2 separate regions of the Homo sapiens genome follow, and region 1 is linked to region 2. Evidence: chromatin loops called from intact Hi-C (ENCODE). Cell type or tissue: IMR-90. All regions are shown on one strand. Links, peaks and the distances in the headings refer to the core of each region. The heading gives the core; the rest is flanking DNA. Region 1 has its middle 39 kb from the start of KRABD4. Region 2 overlaps DIPK2B (divergent protein kinase domain 2B).

Region 1 (2,819 bases), core at 183-2,682, 1.2 Mb before region 2:
ACAAGGACAAAAAACCAAACACCACATGTTCTCACTCATAGGTGGGAATTGAACAATGAGAACACATGGACACAGGAAGGGGAACATCACACACTGGGGCTTGTTGTGGGGTGGGGGGAGGGGGGAGGGAGATAGCATTGGGAGATATACCTAATGCTAAATGACGAGTTAATGGGTGCAGCACACCAACATGGCACATGTATACATATGTTACAAACCTGCACATTGTGCACATGTATCCTAAAACTTAAAGTATAATAATAATTTTAAAAATATATATATATTATATATATATATATAATGTAAGAGAAGGCAAAATTAGAAAGACTACATGCGATTCTTGCTTCTGAATAGTTTATGTGCAAATATGTAAATAATAAAGGCTTCCTGGTCATTCTCTCTCTTTCTCTCTTTCTATTTGTGTCCCTGTTTTTTTTTTTTTTCCTCCAAGTGGAAGATGCTGAAATCATTGGCTTGACAAAGTTTTCTGAGTGGAGTCTGGGAACTCCTTGCAGAAAACATTAATTTCTGGGTAGAAATTTCTTATAGTAGAAGGAATTTGTGGTGTGAAGAGAATAAAGTAAATGTTCCAGAAAAGGCAAATAAATATGGGGGAAGAATTTGATTGAGTAGTTGTTAGCCTATGTGTAGAGAAGAACAAATGTATTTGCTTGGCTAAGATTATTACATGACAGATTTTTAAGGAGTGTGTGTAGGGTGGAGAGGATAGTTGAAAAAGACCTGAAAATTACCAATTTGAAATTTGGTTGAAATTCTTCACAATTGTCACAGCGCATGGATAAGACTTTAGTTGAAATAGCTTCCAGAATTGGTTTACTGAATTCCTGGAAATGAACTGTTTTAAGAGTTTGTACATTTCAGAAATTCATGGAGTTCAGAATGCCAAGACAAAGGCCTTCAATTTAACAAGGAGAAACCAGAGTTTACCACTGGGATCTCCTAGGCCGTTCCGGAGAAATTTTTTAATTTTTCAGTTTTTATCATAGAATTTCCCTGGAGACATGGAAAAGGAGAAAACTCTTACACAAGACTGTAGTCTTTTCCACCAAAAGTCTTAATTTTACACTTCTACGTGGTTGGTGTATGAAATGCACTTTCATGTGACTGCTGAAAGCAAAAGATGACTGTGGCCACATGGGGGCAGCAGACACCTGCTTTTCCAAGCTTGAGCTCCAGAAATTTGTGCTAAAAGATTTTCCACGTTTATTCTTTAGTCTAAATGTCTCTTCCATATTGCCGAACTGGGGGAAATGAATATCTTTAAAATACTAACAAAGAAATCTCACGTGCTAATCAGAAGTTGGCAAGGGCTTGCTCTTTTTGTGTTTCTAATGGCTAGTTTCTCACAGGTCATTTCTTAGCTATCAGGATATCCTCTGACAATCATAGGGCCTGGCATCTAATGATAGCTTAGTAAACGTTGGTTATCCTTAGTGTTTTTTGGAAGATAACTGCTCCAACTTACCAAAACACATTCTCTAAGATCTCAGACCACGGTATCCAGGGAAGGCTGTATCTCTTTAGCTAAGAGTGTTCACATTGTCTAGCAGTCCTACACATTTTCTGCAGTTCTACAGTCATGAATTTAGAGACAAGCACCTTGTCAAATCAGTGATTCTGAGAAAAGCATATCCGACACAGTCACTTTCTCTTTACCTGTGTGGTGCTGCAGCAGAAACTGCAAATGGAATTTTGAGGATGGAAGGTGAGCACAGGTGTGGCAAGATTGCGATCCTGGGTATACCACTCCATCCCTCCTCCCTCTTCCCCTAACAGCCTAATCAGCCCTAATCAGGGCCTCATGGATGAGGTGAGGCACTTAGGCTGGCACCACCAGCTGCCTGGCTCTTTAGGCCTCTCACTGATGCCCCCTGCCTATTCATTTCAACATTTGTTGAATGCCCACTCTTTCTTAAGCAATCCTCATACATCATCTCATTTACCATTTCTCTATGTAGGAAAGCTATTTCATGCCTATGTTTGCAGATGCTCGTCCTTCTGCCTGGAATACCCTTTCCTTCTTCTCAGTCTAATTCCTATATGTCTTTCCAATCCAGCTCATGACATGCTCTTCTAGAAACCCCACAACAGTTTAGATATAGCCAAAATGGGCTCTTGTAAGCACATGGTCTTATCCTCAGCACATTGTTAGGATCACAGGCTTGGTCATCTTCCTCTCCCATGAAACCACAAGCTCCCTGTGCTCAGAGCCCTGCCTCATTCGGCCTTGAATCCGTAGAGGCCAGCAGAGTTTCTGGCACATTGGAGCTGCTCCAGAAAAGTTTGTGGAGTGAGCAAATGAATCAATTCATTTATCCCTGAATGAGATGTTTCCTTTCCCTTCCTTTCCCCAGTTAAAATGCTTTGATTTTTTTTTAATCTCTCTTAAGAAATTATTTTAAAAATAAGCAGTCAGCTTCTACCTCCTACACAAGGAACATCAGAGAATACCAATGAACCATCATTTACAAGTGGGACTTGCTGAAGAAGGAAGTGTGTAGTATGAACCTCTGTGGATATCCCAGGCACTGTGGGGTCCCATGGGGATATGCACCAAGCTCCATGCGTGCGGCTCTGAAAGATGCCTTCACATCAGCAGCAGCTGTTAGTGGCATTAAGATGTGAATGGCTTCCAGAAGCCTCTCAGTGTTCTAAGGATACTATTCGTCAATTCTCACAGAATCCTTCAATGATAAGCAAGAGAAATGGAGAAAGTTTTTCCTGCCTTCTTCTCTCCGCTGTCTCTCTTTCTCCTTACAGTTGGAGAGTTAGAATTCAGAGAAAGATTAAGCAAATCG
Region 2 (2,819 bases), core at 275-2,774:
CTTGAAAACATTGTGCTCAGTGAAAAAAAAAGCCAAACACAAAAAGACACATATGATTCAATTTATAGGCAATGTCCAGAATAGGCAAATCCATAGAGACAGAGAGGAAATCAGTGGTTGCCAAGGGCTGAGGGGAGGGGAGAATTGGGAGTGACTGTTTAATGGGTACAGGATTTCTTTCTGGAGTGATGAAATGATTCTGGAATTAGATAGTGGTGATGGTTGCACAGTCTTCTGAATGTATGAAAAGCCACTGAATTGTATAATTTAAAATGGTTTAAATGGTTAATTTTATGTTATATGAATTTTACTTCAATTTTAAAAAGAATAAGCCATAGAAACAACTTCCCCTATTCTGTGACCCATTCACTTAGAGCCTTGTGATGGGCAGCTAATGTCATAATTTAATTTGTGCCGGGAAGTTAACAGCTAATGGCATTTCACTGTTAGCCCTCTAAGAAGCCATTTGCATGTAAAGCCAATATTGCGATGCTTTCACTAGTTCATGCATGACTATCTCAGCTCTTCCTAATATATTCTTGCATTCTTCCCCTACTAAACCCAGATGTGGCCCCAGAATTCTTCTCAATAGTGTTCTAAGTTAGCAGCCTCTGTCTTTGATCTCAGCTGGAATAAGAGATGAAACCTCTGAGTGATCATTCATCCCAGATTTGGCCAAACAGCTCCACCCCGTTTTTCTGATAACCCATCAGACATGAGTCCTAATTTCTTGTTTGGAAATCATGATCTTTCTGTATTTATATGGGAGTTTCAAGAGCCAACTGGGGAGCTATTATAGGATGCGTGGTTGGGAGATTTGCCTCATTCTTCAACTCACACCAAATGGCCCAGTGTCGGCTCAGCCTACCTGTCAGGCCAGTATCCTGGGATTCTCTCTGTGTGTGACTGAAGTGGCTTTTCTCTGATTTCCTCAAGAGCCGTTTTCCAACTGGGATCTAAGCCAGAGCCTTCAATTGTGCATATCTGCTTGTGTGTGTTGCTGTGTGTTTAGGGGAAGAAAAAGATGCCACAAGGAGCTCACGGGCTCTTTTCAGAGAACTGACAAGGCAGAGATGAGAGGAGAAAAAAAATCAAAGAAATAAAAGTAAACGAAAGGGAGGAGGGATCTGGCCGGTTCAGGGGCCTCAGAACTTTGACTGTCAGCCCTGCTTATGAATAAATAAAGTCAAGTTGGATGAAAAGCCCCAGCAGTCATCATCAGAGGCTGAGCCAGGGAGTCCCGGGCTCCCCTCCTGCAGGGCCAAATGCAGCTTTGTATTTAAGGACACTGCATCTTGAGCCACAGTGCAGTACAGCTACGGCAGGGCTGCTAAGGAAGACGACAGGACCAAGAATTAGGAAGAAAGTGAAACGATGCAGTGTGTGTGTGTGTGTGTGTGTGTGTGTGTGTGTGTGTGCGCGCGCGCGCCCTCGAGCATGTGTAGCACTTATGCTAATAACATCGTGACTTTTCTCCTCTAAAAGCTGCATTGTTCTGATGGGAATATCCCACAGCCTAAATTACTAGCCCACAAACAGAAACACAGCCAAGAACACTGCTCAGAGTTTATGATAAGGTGCTTGTTCACAAAACCACAAAGAAGGCTTCCTCTGCTTTTATGCCAAGGGCAAAGAGGCAACCACCCTAGGCAGCTGGAGGCTAATCAGGGGAAAACACATATCCTCCACTGTGTCCCGCTCCCATCCCCTCAACTACGATCCGATCTGACATTGTTCTAAGCAGTGTGTTCCTCCAAACGGGAATACACTAGATGGCCGCAGAGCCTTTCCCCCCACTAGATGGCAGTACAGAGTGTTCAGTCAGCTTTGTTTAAACGAGGATGATTGGCTATTTTACTTCCTATGTTTCCATTATTTTTTAAAATGCATAGAATAAGGGAAATCAGCAAATTAACCAAAATGCATGTTCATTATATAATCTAAATGTGGGTTCCGATGAACTAGTAAACAAGTGAAATTCACTTTTGTTTAAATGTAACTCAAAAATATGTAAGGGATGGTTATAGGACCTGTGCTAGGCGCTAGGAGGGCATAAGGGTATCAAGACAAGGTCTTTGCACTCTGGGAGATGACACCCCAGTGAGGGAGATAGACCATATTCGATTCGTTCTGATACAAGACACCCTGTGATAAAGTGTTTTAATGAAAATGAAAATTTTATGTTGGATTCACAGCTGGTTTTCAGACTGTAAATATTTTAATGCCTCACAGGCTACTAGGTCAAGGATGCTTCAAAAAATTTCCATTTGCTTGTTTGTTTGTTTGTTTTAACAAAGAACATGACTATATTGGTGCTGAAAAAGAAAAAATAGGCTGACTGGTGGCTGTATTATTTTCACACACATCTAACATTGGAGTCAAAGATGAAATGACTATTAGTGGAAAAGGAAATTTAAGCAGCTAAGAATGCCTCCACAGTATCACACAAGGCAATATTCCCTGGATATCAGCGCACATCCTCTGGCTGAATGGTCTTGGAGGAACAGAGCCCCTTCAGAGGTACATCAACACTGAAATCATGAGACCCCGTTCCTGTGACCCTTGGGAGGTATTCAGAGTGCTGTGTTTGTTGCCCGTGGGAGTTTGGGGAACCAACTGGACAGACATTATGGAATAGATAAGTCCCCTCTCAGCCCATTTTCTCCTTCCAGTCATGGAATTGGAAATGTTCAGAGTTGAAACAACTAAGATTTTGAATCATCTAATTTATTTAAGATTACAACCATGAAAACTTTGCTATCTCAACATTTGTGGCAAAGAGGTTACTTGGAATGGGTCAGAGACTAACCTGCTCATTT

Evidence for each region. A loop is a pair of places that touch in the nucleus more often than their neighbours do. Peaks named below come from ENCODE experiments on the same cell type or tissue, not always from the same donor. Only the 100,000 strongest peaks of a DNase experiment are listed, where the experiment ranks them.
Region 1: it touches region 2 in a loop (3-fold over the local background); 3 of 110 quality-filtered maps call a loop at or near these places.

What each region holds. Positions count from the first base shown.
Region 1 is chrX:46,407,340-46,410,158 of GRCh38, reverse strand. No RefSeq gene overlaps it. Among named protein-coding and RNA genes, the nearest start is that of KRABD4, 39 kb to the left of the region's middle. In IMR-90, for the core only: a CTCF peak has its summit at 1,155 (motif pointing right); a DNase peak (open chromatin) is centred at 1,178.
Region 2 is chrX:45,186,068-45,188,886 of GRCh38, reverse strand. All of the region lies in intron 2 of DIPK2B (divergent protein kinase domain 2B), which reads left to right. Among named protein-coding and RNA genes, the nearest start is that of DIPK2B, 13 kb to the left of the region's middle. In IMR-90, for the core only: a CTCF peak has its summit at 1,795 (motif pointing right); a DNase peak (open chromatin) is centred at 1,776; H3K4me3 peaks cover 662 bases; H3K27ac peaks cover 217 bases.